Regions from separate parts of the Mus musculus genome. Here regions 1 and 3 are each linked to region 2. The links are chromatin loops, found by intact Hi-C in ENCODE. Cell type or tissue: gastrocnemius. All regions are shown on one strand. Region 1 holds the start of Flt3l (FMS-like tyrosine kinase 3 ligand). Region 2 holds the start of Prmt1 (protein arginine N-methyltransferase 1). Region 3 overlaps Nosip (nitric oxide synthase interacting protein).

The links. Hi-C counts contacts between places; a loop is a spot of excess contacts. Peaks named below come from ENCODE experiments on the same cell type or tissue, not always from the same donor. Only the 100,000 strongest peaks of a DNase experiment are listed, where the experiment ranks them.
Region 1: a loop joins it to region 2, with 2.4 times the contacts of the local background. A loop is called at or near these places in 8 of 42 quality-filtered maps.
Region 3: it touches region 2 in a loop (2.6-fold over the local background); 12 of 42 quality-filtered maps call a loop at or near these places.

The regions. Positions count from the first base shown.
Region 1 is chr7:45,134,367-45,139,366 of GRCm38, reverse strand. Flt3l (FMS-like tyrosine kinase 3 ligand) reads left to right here and starts at 2,935. Exons shown (of 9, transcript NM_013520.3): 1 at 2,935-2,988; 2 at 3,283-3,349; 3 at 3,590-3,703; 4 at 4,192-4,245; 5 at 4,851-4,994. The coding sequence starts at 3,317. In gastrocnemius, a CTCF peak has its summit at 2,858 (motif pointing right); a DNase peak (open chromatin) is centred at 2,909; H3K4me3 peaks cover 2,159 bases; H3K27ac peaks cover 1,529 bases.
Region 2 is chr7:44,982,832-44,987,831 of GRCm38, reverse strand. Prmt1 (protein arginine N-methyltransferase 1) reads left to right here and starts at 1,412. Exons shown (of 10, transcript NM_001252476.1): 1 at 1,412-1,549; 2 at 4,245-4,346. The coding sequence starts at 1,514. It overlaps Gm15545 (predicted gene 15545), which reads right to left and starts at 932. Exons shown (of 2, transcript NR_045266.1): 1 at 462-932. In gastrocnemius, CTCF peaks have their summits at 2,146 (motif pointing left) and 3,462 (motif pointing right); DNase peaks (open chromatin) are centred at 1,153, 1,809, 2,118 and 4,561; H3K4me3 peaks cover 3,959 bases; H3K27ac peaks cover 4,490 bases.
Region 3 is chr7:45,069,697-45,074,696 of GRCm38, reverse strand. Nosip (nitric oxide synthase interacting protein) reads right to left here. Exons shown (of 9, transcript NM_025533.3): 2 at 1,133-1,207; 3 at 610-715; 4 at 10-91. The coding sequence starts at 1,202. Among named protein-coding and RNA genes, the nearest start is that of Nosip, 9.8 kb to the right of the region's middle. In gastrocnemius, a CTCF peak has its summit at 2,272 (motif pointing right); no DNase peak of the experiment used is centred here; H3K4me3 peaks cover 67 bases; H3K27ac peaks cover 1,517 bases.

The sequences.
Region 1 (5,000 bases), 150 kb before region 2:
TGACCTGCCTTGTGAGTGCTGGGAATTGAACCAGGGTCCTTTGGAAGAATAGCCAGTGCTTTTAACCTTGAGCTATCTCTCTAGTTCCATGTTTTTATTTTAATGCTTTATGTGGGTATGGACACATGAGGTCAGAAGAGAGTACTGGATGCCATGGCACTGCACCGCTGTGGGTGCTAGAAACTGAAGCGGGTCCTGTGCAATAGCACATCCTTTCAATCTCAGTCATCTTTCCAGCCCCACATTTTCAAGTTTTTGAGACAGAATCTGGTGTGGTAGCACACACCTTTCATTCCAGAGGCAGGGCAGGTGAGCCTCTTTGAAGTTGAGAGCAGCCTTGTTCATATATCTTGCTCCAGGCCAGGGCTACATACTGTACTTAGTAAGACTCTCAAAAAGAGAGAGAGTCTGACTAAGCCTGACTGAATTGGAACTTACCTTCCCAAGGTGTTCCAGAACATACTGTGATTCTCCCGCCCCAGCCTTCAAGTGCTGAGATACCAGGTCCCATGTATGACTCCATTAAAGCGTCATCTGGAGATACCAGCAGTGTGAAAGAACACATGTGAAAAAGTTAGGATACAGTCAGCCTAGCCCAGGCCCACTTCCCTCACATTCATCCCAAGCCACTGGGCTTCACCCCACAGTAAGTGAAGTCATTGGCCAAAGCAAACAAACTTGCCAGAGTTTCCAGCAGACATAGGGCTCTGCAGAAAAGACTTAGGTGGACCATGGAAGAAACAGAACTACACAGGCAGTAGAGTCCTGCTTAGATTGCCACAGAGTCTGGGTCATGGCTCAACAGCAGAGTGTCTGCCTAGCATGTGGGACGTGCTAGGTTCAATCCCCAGAACTGCACAAAAAGAAGATACCTTCTTTTTGTCCTTTTACTGACTCATCTCCCAGTTTAGGGCAGAAAAACCTTCAGCTTAAAGAGGACAAAGGGCTAGTTCTCATAGTGACAAAGCCAGCACTCGCATGAAACCTGCAGACTGGGATGTGACAGATTCCCTGAAGTGCTATAAAAAGCAGCTCAATGAACTAACCATGGCCTGTGCACCCCCACACTCTGCAGCAGCAGTGGGGGTGCAGAGCCCAGAGGAGCATAGATGGGCTGAGGATTGACTGTTTTGGAAGACAAAGTGTGATGTGATCCAGACTGGCTTCAGTCTCGTAATGAAGGATGATCCTGCCTGGATTACAGGTGTGCTCCACCTAGTCTGGTCTGCCTGGAGATGCGATCCAGGGTTTCACACATGCTAGCCAAGCACGGGGGTATTTGCAGCCCCAGGATCTTGAGATGGGATCTCCATACATTATCTAAGTTGACCCTAAATCCAAGAACAAGCAATCCACCCGCGACTCAGAGAAGATCCAGCTGCCTCTTCTAAGTATTGGGAGTAAAGGTTTCATCACCACATCTTGCCTGTTATATGACACAGGGTCTTATATGTAGCCAAGGCTAACCTTGAACTCCTGGTCCACCTGCCTCCAATGCACCATACTCTTCATTCTTGGTCTTTCAAGCACAACCAGGTCCTTTCTGAATTGCCTCTGTGTGGACTCAGGTGGAGTCCAGGTGCCAGCCCCGATAAACAAAGGCACTCCCCATACTTGGAAAATCCCAAGGATTTATCTCCTAGGAACCAAAACCAAAGCCCAGACACATCCTGTGCTACACCACAGCAATGAGATGGGAAGAGGTCGGACTCTTGTGTAGCTGCTGCTTAGGCGAGTCATAGTTCTGGGTGCAAGGGCTTTGCAGGGTGGAAACAGCCACGGAAGAATAGAAGACAATGGGGAAGATAAGGAAACCACATCGTGTGTTAAATGGTGATAAGGGCAAAGCAGGGTGAGTCTGGTGCTGCGAGGGGAGCTTCTTGGGGAAGGGTGTCATGAGGCCTCTGCCTATGTGTTTAAGCAAGGGCTTGGGCAAGATGGGGACAACACAAGGATCTGGAGGGAAGGTATTCCATGATTGGAAACAGCTAGTGCAAAGGCCCCTGGCCAAGAGAATGCCCACCTGAGACGCACGCGCATGGCTAGTGTTGGGAAGGAACACTGATAGCATGAGGTTAGCAGGGAGGGGTTAGGAGAGCACAGAGTCAAACACTGCAGCTCTATGTGGAGGGGTGAGGTGGGCGGCACCATCGATTGAGTCGGGGACCTCAAGCTTGCTAGTTCTCTGCCACTGACTCTCTGGTGGATTCTAGGCAGCTGCTCTCCAACTGAGCTGTGCACCTGCCCGTCTTTGTAGTATTTATTTATGTATTTATGTACGTATGTATGTATGTATTTATTTATTTATTTATAGACAGTTTCTCTGTATAGCCCTGACTGTCCTGGAACCAGTCTGTAGACCAGGCTGGCCTTGAACTCAGAAATCTGCCTGCCTCTGCCTCCCGGGTGCTGGGATTAAAGGTGTGCGCCACCACGCCCAGCCATCTTTGTAGTTTTTGAGACAGGGTCTTAGTAAATTGCTCAGGCCAGTCTTGAAACAAGGCCAGCCTCCAACCCTCATTCCTCCTGCCTCGGGCTCCTTGGAAACTGGAGTGACAGGTCTGTATTACCAGTCCTTGCTAAGAAGGCTGGACTTTTATCCCAAATGAATCAGGAACCTAGAGGCTGGAGGTTCACAAGTTCTGTGCCCCAGGAAGCAGATGATGGCTAGGAAGTAGGGAAATCAGAAAGGAAGCCACTATGACATTCCTTATGGTGGAGGCAAAGTCTATTTAATGGCAGCTGAAGTGACTGACACTGTTCGGATTCTACATACACTTCGAAGCTGGAAAGCCTTGTCGCATCCCTTCGCTATCCTTTCAGGGCCCAAGCTGAGGTCTGCGGCCGCGCCACTTGTTACCACTAGGTGGCGTGTCCCGCCCGGGCTCGAACTCACCCCTGGCACTGTCTACCCCAAAGCTTCCTTTCACTTTCGGTCTTTGGCTGTCATCCAGCTTTGGCTTTCCACACCCAGCTGGGGCAAGCCTGGTGCGTGGGGTGAATGGCTTTCCAAGTCCCCGAGGGGCGGTCCCAAGGTCCCCACTCCCGGGCAGAGGGAGCAGGGTGCGAGACCTGGGGAGGATTCTGGGGACGTCGGTCGGGGTTCTTAGAAGAGGAGATGACTTTTCACAGTCACTGAGGCTCGTGCAGGAAGCCTGGGGGAGCAGGAGGCGGAAACGCACCCACATCAAGGGCGGCAGGGCGGGGCGGCGGGGTACAGGGGTGGGTGGGGAAGGGGCTGCAGGGTATGAGCCCGAGACCTGCCCTCCTGTCACTTCCAAGAACCTGTCACAGGCATGAGGGGTCCCCGGCAGAGATGACAGTGCTGGCGCCAGCCTGGAGCCCAAATGTGCGTATACCTGAGGGGTGATGGAGCCGGGCGGAGAAGGGAAATGGGCAGGGGATGGAGGCATGAGGAGACAGACACAGAACAGGATTGGAAGAAAAAAAAGAGGATGGCCACAGGTTTGTCACAGGAGCCAAGGTGCAGGACAGGCAGAGACAGGGAAGATGACACCCAGTTAATGAGGGAAGCAGGATCCAGGGAGCCCCTGCATGGAAGTCAGTTGCTGACACCACCTCCCTGTAGTCCTCCCTGTTGCTGCTGTTGCTGCTGCTGAGTCCTTGCCTGCGGGGGACACCTGACTGTTACTTCAGCCACAGTCCCATCTCCTCCAACTTCAAAGTGAAGTTTAGAGAGTTGGTGAGCCAGTTCCCATACTGTGCTGGGTCCTTATCTCCGCATCTCTGTCTCACAACATGTCTTTATCTCTGTGAGGTCTCTGTCCCTCTCTCTTTGGATCTCCGCCCCCTGCCCCCTTCTCTGGGTCTCTTACTATCTTTCTCTGTCTCAGTCTCTCTTTCTGAGTCCCTGTTCTCTGAGTCTCTGTCACTGTTTCTCTCTAGGACTTCTGGCCTTCACTCTGAGCACATGTTCCTCTCTGTCCCTCTCTCTGTCCCTCTCTCTGGATGCCTCTCTCTGTAGACCTCTGCTGCTCTGTGAGTCTCTTTGCTACTGTCTTGGTGTCTCTTCTCTCTCTCTCTCTCTCTCTCTCTCTCTCTCTCGTTCTCTTCTTCTTTATGTGAGTCCTGCCTCTTTTCTGTCCTTGTCCCCTTGTCTCAGGGTCAACTTCTCCGACTCTATAATTTGCTCTTGCTTTCAATCAGGCCTCACCTTGTTTTCTCCCATAGACTGACCACCTGCTTAAAGATTACCCAGTCACTGTGGCCGTCAATCTTCAGGACGTGAGTCACAGTCGGGAGGGCCCTGGGATGGAGGTGGGAACCAGACTCAAGATGTGCCACCAGTCAGGGACAAGACTAGTGGGCTACCTCCTGCACCCTCAGACCTGAAAATCTAGACCTTCTTTCCACCCACACCCACCCCATCCTAGCCCCAGATCAAGGCATCCTAGCTCATTCTCCCACCAAGCTGTCAAGACTGGCCTCTATGTTCCTTTCTCGCTTGGGTTTAGTAGGTCACTCCCTCTCAGGCATCTGGCCCCGCCCCTCCGTGGAGAGGGCGTGGTCTTCAGACTTGAAGCCCCACCACTTTTCTCCCTTGGTGTCTGGCCGGGTCTCATCTCAGGCATTTGATCCATACCCACCTCCATCTCACAAGTGACAGGCCCACCCTTCCTACCCTTTCTGGCCCCACCTCTTTCGGTCTCCTGGCCCCGCCCACTAATTTTAGCATCTGGTCACGCCCATTCTCCGCTGACACCTAGCCCCATCACTAAGCCATCCTGACCCGCTCTCCTTCCTTCTGCCTTCTGGCCCGGCCTAACCCATGTCAGTCATCTAGCCCCGCCCCTACTCTCTGAGCTCTGGCCTGGGTTCTTGGTCTGCAGGAGAAGCACTGCAAGGCCTTGTGGAGCCTCTTCCTAGCCCAGCGCTGGATAGAGCAACTGAAGACTGTGGCAGGGTCTAAGATGCAAACGCTTCTGGAGGACGTCAACACCGAGATACATTTTGTCACCTCATGTACCTTCCAGGTTAGC
Region 2 (5,000 bases):
GAACTGGGCGTGGGAAGCATGCCTTTTGGGAAGGCAGAAGCAGGCGGATCTATGAGTAAGAGGACAGCCAAGGATACACAGAGAAACACTATCGAGGAAAAACGGGAAAAAAAGGGGGACCATATTGGCTGGGCAAGATTTTCATAGGCCTTAAATCTCAGCACTTGGGAGACAAAAACAGGTTGATCTCCACGGCGAGTTCCAGGCCCAAGGCACAGTGAGAATCAGTCAAACAAAAGATCTACCAGATTGTAAGTGTTGGTCTGCAGCAGAGGGTAAAGGTGCTTGCCGCTAAGCCTGACGACTTGTGTTCAATTCCCTACACTCACATCGTGGGAGAAAGGACTCCTGTTCATTGCTTTGTGACCTCCATACGTGCAAGGCACACACGAATGCATGCTCACACTATACAAAGTAAGTGTTAGGCGTTGGAAGGAAACAGGTCAGATGTGCTCGCGTACCTTATGCGGAAGCTCCCACTGGAGGGCTCATACGGGAGTTTAAAGGATCTTATGTTTGGACCATAGACTGGTGGGACTGAAGGCAAAGGGAAGGTTCACGAATCCAGCAACTGACATCCATCCTCAGGGAAGGAGTAACTTTCTGCAGATTCAGGGAAATTTCCTGGAAGAGGTGGCGTCCGAATTGCCGGTGATTGACGTGTAGGAGTTGGTCAGACAAAGGACGCTGGGTGTTTCCCGCAGAGGACCTGGAGGCCACGAGGAGGCCACAGGTGTTCAGAACTTGGCGCCTTCCAGCACAGGGGTGGGAAGCTCACAGCGAATCATGGCTGGTTTCGGAATCACAGACTAGAATGCGCCCTCATCCACGTCTCAGGAATTGGGGTTTTCCCTATAACTTAACGCGCCCACGCTCCCCAGTTCCTCCAGAAAACATCCAAGACCGGGGTAGGGGGTATGGGGGAGAGGAATCCACAGAATGGTGATGATTGACATTCCTAAGAGCCAGTTGCTGCTGCCCAAAGCTCTGCCTGCTTCCTTATGGGCCAATGGCCCCTCTTCTTCTAGGCCTGTCGCTTAAACAGGGTGGCGTTAGAGCCGCGAACGTCACCTTTGGCTCAGCCAATATCAACGAGGGAGGAGGGGATTAGCTTAATGATAGACAAGTCAGTTTCTAGACGTCCGCTTAGCGCGGAGCCCGCCGGGAAGCTCCAGGGCGGAGCTGGCCAGAAAGGGGCGGGAAGATCTGGTGAATTTTACCCAATCGTCACACGTGCTGGGTGAGACAGACAGGCAGTTGTTCTCTTCCTAGCGGACAGGAGGGGGCGGGCCTTTAAACGCTAGGGGGGCGGGCACTTTATGTTTGATAGGCGTGTCTGTCATCCAATTGAAATATGAAGCTCTCAGATGGACGGCTTTACAGACCAATGAGAACTTATGGCGGGGTATCGGGGGCTGGGCTGAGGACCCTCTGGTAAAAGGCGGTCCCCGGTCGAGCCGGGGGGAGAAAAGAGAGAGGGGGGGGTCTCGGAGGCCGGAGGACTCGGGTGAAGATGGCGGCAGCCGAGGCCGCGAACTGCATCATGGAGGTGAGTAGCTGGGCTCTTTAGGCCCGGGGGCGGCGCGAGACGGGTGGCCCACGGCCTGAACTGTGGGGACGGGGCCTTTTGATGTGCCTGGCTTCGCGTTGGTCCGCATCGGGGGATGTGTTCGATCGTGACGGGAGAGATCTCGGCTTTCGGTGCTTTGGGACCCGCAGCCGAGCCGAGGACTGTCGCACGTGGTCGCGGGCCGGGGGCGCTTCCAGCCGGGCCGCACGTGGTCTCGCAGAGTAGCGTGGGGAGGGGGGTGTGCCGCCTCGAGGGGCCCCGTGGGCTCCACGTGCAGGACAAAGGCCCCGCCCCCAGCCCGATGACCTGGGCTGCACTCAAGGGGTCCAGGGGTTGCCACCCGCTCTCCCTGGCTCGGCTGTGGATGTCCATGCAGCCCGGGCTCTTTGCACCCGCGTGGGGCCTGAGAACATCAGTCCCCAGCCTCCCTTTCCCCAACTCTGTGTTAGCCTTGTGCAGCGGGGGGGGGGGGGGGGGGGGATGGGCATAGCCCTGTGACCTCTCTTTAAGGAGATGGTGGGGAATCTCATCCGAGGAGATCCGGATCCGTCGCCGGGCACCCCCTCGTGGTCACTATGGGCGTGTGAGAGGGGCGTCTTTTTTCATGGGGCGTGGCCCAAGCCCACCCCTTCATGGGAGGGCCCTCGGGTGGATGGATAGTCAGAGGTCAGTGGTGGGGGATAAAGGAGTTCGGATGGCCATGGGCCTTAACCTCCACAGAGCTCCATTTTTACCAACTTGAATGTGGCAAGGGACCCCTTTTTGAACATTTCCGCCTTTTTGCCTAATTTCCCCCCAAAACAGAATGAAATTCTAGCATCTGCCTTGCTTACCTGCTTATCGTTGATTGTTCGATCCTAAGCTGTATTCCTCAGTCTACTTTTTACTTAGTTTAATTAAACAAATGTGCCTGAGCCTGGCGGTGGTGGCGCACGCCTTTGATCCCAGCACTTGGGAGGCAGAGGCAGGCAGATTTCTGAGTTGAAGGACAGCCTGGTCTACAGAGTGAGTTCCAGGACAGCCAGGGCTACACAGAGAAACCCTGCCTCAAAAAAAAAAATGTGCTTGGCCTTGAACTCACCCTGTAGCTGAGTATGGCCTTGAACTTGCCATTTTCTTTTGACTTCTGAGTAGCTCATCATCAGGCTTGTAAGGCAGGTCCTAGACATGGGTTTCAAGCTCTCTTCAGTCATTTGTCAACCTTCTGGTGTCCGTCTGTACTATTGAAAAAGTGGGGCCCACGTGGGAATCTCACCTCCCAGGCTGTGGGGAGCTGAGAGCTTGGTTAGGTTGTGACGTTTCTCTGGAAGCCTTGGGTGGCAGTCATTGATGGTATTTAATTTGATGGGGCCCATACCTCTTCAAGTTCTCTGGAGGGGAAGGTCAGTTGCTGGGAAATCTGCCATAAATAGGGATCAGTTAGCCTACAGGGTCACTATGGTGACCCTGGGCCCTGGGACTTGTGGACAGAGAAAAGAAAAGGCTGTTCCAGTGTGGGAACCCAGGTGAGGTGGGGAATGGGCTGGACCCAGTTTTCCAAGGCATATATGATACCTCCTCAGAAAGGCAGGGAAACCAAAGAGGTCAGGTTGCCTCTGTGTGTTGGTGTGGGTGTGAGTTGGTGGTATGCCTGCTGCTTTGGTGGTGTGCTACGTCTCTCTAATGGAATCCTCTTAGGACAGGCGACAGCACCCTTCCCTTCCTACCCCTCCCTCCAGTTTATTCATGGCACTTCAGCCTGGCATGTGTGTCAGGAAATGTCACCTAATCTCTTGGGGGGGGATTAGGTAGTGAAGGGGAGCAACAGCTGGGCAGTGCCCATGTGCCCTGGCAAGTATTGGGTCTTGTGGCCTAGATGGGGTAGGTGTGTATGGCCAGTCATTGGACCAAAGAAGGACAACAGGGGGCAGGCCACCATCTCTTCAGCCAACAGCTGGGACAGGAGACCTTCCCTTCCCTCCTTCCTATCCTTCTCTACCCGATCACAGCCTCCCTCATTGCTTGTCCCTGCTCACACACACACTCCCTTCCTTGCCCAGGCAAAGCCAACCTACAAACCACTCACCGCCCCAAAGGCCTTCCCCAATCACCCCGTAGCTAATCCTTTTTCCCTGTTACTCTCTCCTAGAATTTTGTAGCCACCTTGGCTAATGGGATGAGCCTCCAGCCGCCTCTTGAAGAAGTAAATATCCTTTTGTGAGACCCCCACCCAGCCCACTTCCACATAAGCTTACTTGCTATACATCTGGCTCCCCAAGAGGTCTAACCGTCCTCTTGCTTCCAACCAGTTTCCTCTGCTGTGCCCCCTAACCCCTTAGGACAGAGCCCTTCCTGGCCCCAGCTGGCTTCCCCAGAACCATGGCTGCTTCCTTAACTCCATCTCCAGCCCTCCTCCCCTGCCCTTCCATGTGTCTGCCCTGGCTCTGCCCTCTCTCCCTCCCTCCCCAGCTGTGGGCTGAGCTAGAGACAGGCCATAGAGCCTGGAGAGATGGTAGGCGAGGCGGCTGCTCCCTGGATGGTGCTCTGGGTGGGTCCTGGAAGTGGAAACATGACCTGGGGAAGAAAGATGCTGGAGGGGGCTGGAGGGTTGTCCTGGTATGATGAGGGGCTTTTTGCAGGTTGAGGAGACTCTGGGGAACCCACCTTTGACCCTTTGCCACTCCCCCTCTTCTAGGTTTCCTGTGGCCAAGCAGAAAGTAGTGAGAAGCCCAACGCTGAGGACATGACATCCAAAGACTACTACTTTGACTCCTATGCCCACTTTGGCATCCACGAGGTGAGTAGAGACTGACCCTACAGCCAGTATGGACTGAAGGACCACAAGACCAGACAGGGCTCTGAGTGTCTCAGCACGTTCACTGCTCCCTTTCTGCCCCTGGTCCACTTTTGAAGACTGAATTCTTCCATCTCTCCAGAAGCCAGTGCAAGTGCTTCCTGCCCCAGTGTACCACAGACCTAGGGATGAGGTCCGGCCCTGTCTGTCTCTGGCGCCCTCTAGTGACTGGCAGTGGGGCTGCGTCCATGGCTCATGCTGCACTACAACCCTTTTTGATAAAGGAGACAGGACTTGGTGCAAATCAAATGACATTCTAAAGAATCCTCGTCTTTTTTCCATGGGGCTTTAAAAACAACAACAACAAAAAAACTACTAGAGGCTGGGATTGGGGCAAAGTGGCGGAGTAGTTGCTTAGCACGTGCTGGATAGTGGCCTCCATCCCCAGCATCATAAATGGGGAAAAAATTGGAAAATTTGCATAAAATAATTGAGCTTTTGGAGGCCTAGGGACGTACCCCAGTTATTAAAGGGCTTGCCATGCAAGCATGGGTTTCAGGTTTTTTTTTTTTTTTTTTTTTGGTTTTTCGAGACAGGGTTTCTCTTTATAGCTCTGGCTGTCCTGGAGCTCACTTTGTAGACCAGGCTGGCCTTGAA
Region 3 (5,000 bases), 87 kb before region 2:
CTCCATCACCTTCACCTGCCGGGCGATCTCTCTCTTCTGGTGCAGGATGTACTCCAGGATCGCTTCCCTCTCATACAGGTAGCCGTCTGGCCTGCAGAGGGAGGGGATGAGGGACGCACTGGCGTGGGCTCAGCCGCAGGGTCGGGTCCCCCTCCACATGGGGTACCACCAAGCATATTCAGGTGAGCATCTCTATTCACTCCCTGCCCTGGATACCACTAAGTACCTTTAGGCAACGTCTTCACAGCACTCCTTTCAGTCCTCTCTTTAGAGAGACAATGTACTGGAGCTCAGGCTAGCTTCAAACTACTATGTAGCTGGGGCTTGCCTTGAAGGCCTCGTCTTCCTGTCTGCATTGCCTGAGTGCTGGGATAACAGGTGTGCATCACACCCGGCTTTCTGTGGTGCTGGGATGGACCAGAGGTTCCTGCATGCGAGGCACGCACTGTACCCCGAGTCAGCCTCAGCCACTAGACTAGCAGTGCACTCGCTCGCCCAACTGCACCTGTGGTGGAGGTGAGCTGCCTGCCTCTGGTGAGGGCTCTGAGGCTCTGAGAGGTCTGCTAAACCCACACACACCAGCTGCCCCTTTGCCCCTCCCCTGCTTACGTGACCACAGGGTCATGGCAGGGCTGCAGAGAGAGACAGCAGCAGTCAAAGTCTTTCACAGCGTCCCGGCTCAGTCGAATGTTCTGGGTCCCATAGCCCGAGGCCGCTGGGGACAGAACAAGGTGGGAATGAAGACATGGGTGGGGACATGCCCTCCACCAAATGTCGCAGAGAAGTGTGTAGGTTTGGTGGAGTCTGAGAGAGTCCACAATGGCTAGGTCAGCTTTTTTCCCCAGAAGCGGGGTGAAGAGGCTCAGGGCTCCCTCCCTCTCCCGGGGTGGGGACCACCACTGTGGCTCTCGGCCTTCCTTTCGGCAGAGCTGGCCAGGAATGGTTAAGAGGAAGGGGAGCAGACGTGGGATGGTATGTTGGATGGGCCACACTGTCTATGGCCACCATCATTAGTATAGATGGGAAAGAGACAGGCCACTCAGGGGCAGAACAGGACAACAGGGCAGAATTAGAAAGCCACACCTCACAAAGGGTGAAACTGAAGGTGACAGTGATGTCCCTAGGATGGTACCTGTGTCCTTCTTCTTCTCGTGGTAGGTGTAGACGGCCCCTGCAGTGCAGTTCTTGCCATGCCGCGTCATCCTGTCTAAGGGGGGAAGTGTCAGGGTGACCCCAGGGCACTCACACAGGACATGAACAGCCTCCTGGGCTTGTGGTCAGTAGCCTGCTCCTGAAGCCTGTTCAGGTCGCCGAAAACACAGCCCTAAACCACAGCAGTCCGTGGGTCTCAGCAGGGAGGACAGAACACCAGGCAGTGCCCAGCCACTTCCTTTTGCCTTTGAGACAGAGTCTCACCATGTAGCCCTGGCTGGCCTCAAACTCTACCTCTGCCCCCTAAGAGCTGGTTTAAAGGCCTGAACCACTTTAAAAACAAAAACAAAAAAAAAAAACTCTGTCTTCCTCTATTGCCCAGGCTGATCTTGGATTCCAGGCAAACCTCCTGCCTCAGCCTCTTCAATGCTGGGAAGACAGGCTGTGCCACCACGTCTGTGCTAGGCAAGTGTGTGCATGCGGAACTGCATCCCCAGCCTTCCCTATGTTTCTCATCTCTCCTTTCAGTTACTAAGCCATTGGGGGTCAGGGGAGGCAGGAGAAGAGTTCAAGGGAGGGGGTAGGGAGATGACTCAGGGGTTAAGAGCACCAGCTGTTTTTCCAGAGAACCTGGGTTTAATTCCCAGCACCCACATGGTGGCTCACACCCAGTTCCAGGGCTTCTGGTGCCCTCACCCAGACACACATGCAGGCAAAACACCAGTGCACATAAAATAAACAAATAATTACTTGGGGGGGGGCAGAGGGAGGGAGGGAGGGAGAGAGAGGGAGAGAGGAGAGTTAATTCAAGGTGAATTTGAACTACTTTGAATCTACAAAGTGAGTTGGAGGTCAGCCTGGGCCACATGAGACTTTGCTCAGCAAACAAAAGAAGTTACTGGGGTTGGGGATTTAGCTCAGTGGTAGAGTGCGTGCCTAGCAAGCACAAGGCCCTGGGTTCTGTCCTCAGCTCTGAAAAAAACAAAAAACCCAAGTTACTATGTAAGACACTCTAGAAACAACTAAAACCTTGACTTTTTCAAAACCATTTTATTTGCTATGTGCATGCTTGCTTGTGTGACTGACGTCATGTGCAGCAATGCCTGCCAAGACCAGAAGAGGGTGACAGATCCTCTGAAGCCAGAGTTACAGGTGGCTGTGAGCTCCATGTGGGGACTGGGAAACTAAGCTGGAAGAGCAGCCATCATTACTAATGGATGAGCCATCTCTCCAGCCTGGGTATTTAGAATAACATCATTATTCTCCTTGAAAATGTAGCTGATGTAACCTAATCCTGTGATCTAAACCCATCCTTGATACTTTCCACCATTCACTTGGGTTGTTTTGTTTTTTGTGTTTGTTTGTTTGTTTGTTTGTTTTTGAGACAGCCTTGGCTGTCCTGGAACTCACTCTGTAGACCAGGCTTGGCCTCAAACTCAGAAATCCGCCTGCCTCTGCCTCCCGGGTGCTGGGATTAAAGGCGTCCCCCCCCCCCCACATTCACTTGTATCACAGTCTTTGCTGCTTTGTAGGTTCTTTATCTTCCACCTTTCACCCCTTTCTACCCTTTCAACCCCCAACACTAGAGAGAGGAAAAAGGATGGGAAGAAAAGGGTTGGGAAGGGGGCGGAGTTATCATTAAGTTACCTCCTGCTCATTATGGGCATCAAGCTCCCTGGGCAAGCTTGACAGTCAAAGTCAGGATATCTCATTTTTTTTTTTTCCTTTCCTTCTTTGTGTATGACTACTTAACAAACCCAGACCAAGAGCAACCAAGAACCAATAACCCCACTTCTCAGGGCCCTAGCATTTATAGACCCTCTGAAAACTCCTCAGAATCCAAATGTCACACAATCACAGAAACTATCTGCTGCAGCAAAATTACACCTCTGCTAGGGCACAAGGCAAATCATAGTCAGCTGCTGTGGGCGGTCTGAAGCAGCCCCACATCCCACAGCTGGGATTACAACAATCATATTCTTATAATATTTCTGTGTTCTTCAAAGAAAGCAAAGCTCCAAATTTGTCACTACCCATGTGAAACACATACATACAAACTAAAGAAAAGGTTTCACCAGAAATTAAATTTTACATATCCTTTTCTCCATGAACGTATATTTTCATTGGTTCCTATTTTAACCTGATTTCATGTCTTTGTGTTCAAAACTATTTAGGTAATCACTCATATATCTCAGCAATAGAAAAAAATACAGAGGGCTGGAGATGTTGCAGCTTAAAACTCCTATAGACACAGCCCCAGGGGATGGATCTGTCTGTCTGTCTGTCTGTCTGTCTGTCTGTCTCTCTCTCTCACACACACACACACACAAATGTAATAAACTGCTTATTTAAAAAGAAACAGGGGGTTGGAGAGATGGCTCAGCAATTAAGAGCACTGACTGCTCTTCCAGCAGTCACTGCTCTTCCAGCTACAGTGTACTTACGTATAATAAATAAATAAATCTTAATAAATAAATAAAACCTAGTATCATGTTCTTATTAAAAAAAAAAAAAGAAAAAAAGAAAAAGAAAAGAAAAGAAACAAAGGCAGGCCTGGTACTTAGTGTCCTGGCCTAAGTAACTTAGTGAGACATCACAAACTCGAGCCGAGAGCTGAGGCAGAGCTCTTGCACTAACAGAGCACTTGCCTAGCACACAAGGCCTGGTCAACCACGACACTGCAAGGAAACCAAGCACACAGAAACCAAACCCATAAGGTCTGAGAATGAGGCTTTCTGCAGTGCGCAAGCGGTAGGCAGGGCCCAAAGGGGTGGAATCCTCTCTCCCTCCCTCTATCTGAGTGTGCTGACAGATGAAAAGTTGGAAGCCCTGGGCCAGTTACACTCTGTTGCTCCCTGTGTGTGCGCCAGGAAGAGATGAACTAGGGACCCTAGATGTGGTGGCCCACACCTGCAATCCCAGGACACAGAAGCCTGAGGCAGGAGGTTCTATATTGGGTTCTAGATCAGTAAGAACTGAGAAAGACCCTGTCTCAGAAAACCCAAAGGTGGGCCCGTGAGATGGCTCAGGGTGAAGATGCTTGCTTGCCTTACAAACCCTATAACCTGAGTTCAATCTCCTGTGCCATGGAAGAATTGTCCGCTCTCTACATGTATGCTGCAGGGGTCTGACTGCAAGGACCAATCAGTCAATAGTGCTACACCCAATGGTTTCCGCAACAGGTCTCAAAAAGGCTAGGCTGGCCTCTTAAGCTTATCCTCTCAAGGAGGATAGCCTTGAACGTCTTATCCTCCTGCATCCACCTCTGGAGTCCTAGACAAGACAGGTGGGTAGCACCAAGCCCGGTGTATTTAACTTTGGAGCCAACTGGAGAGATGGCTCAGTGATTAAGAGCACTGACTGCTCTTCCAGAGGTCCTGAGTTCAATCCCCAGCAACCACATGGTGGCTCATAACCATCTGCATTGGGATCTGATGCCCTCTTCTGGTGTGCATGAAGACAGTAACAGTATATTCACATGCATAAAAATAAATAAATCTTTAAAAAAAAAGATTTATTTTGATGTGCGTGGGAGTTTTGCCTGCATGTATGTTTGTGCCCCTCATGTGTGTCTGGTGCCTGCAGAGGCCAGGTCCCCTGGAACTGCAGTTACAGACAGTTTTTCTTCACACCTTCACCACAGGGTTTCCTGTGACTGTCACCAAGCAAGGACCAGCTGAGCTAGCCACCTCCAGCTGAGAAATGTCAGCTCTAGACAGAAAGAGAAGACAATCTAACCAATAGAAGACCACAGCCTCTTATCAAAGCACCCGGTGCATTTCAGGCCAGCTAGGACTACAGCTGTGCCTGCATGGATGTCTATACACAACATGTGTGCCTGGTGCCAA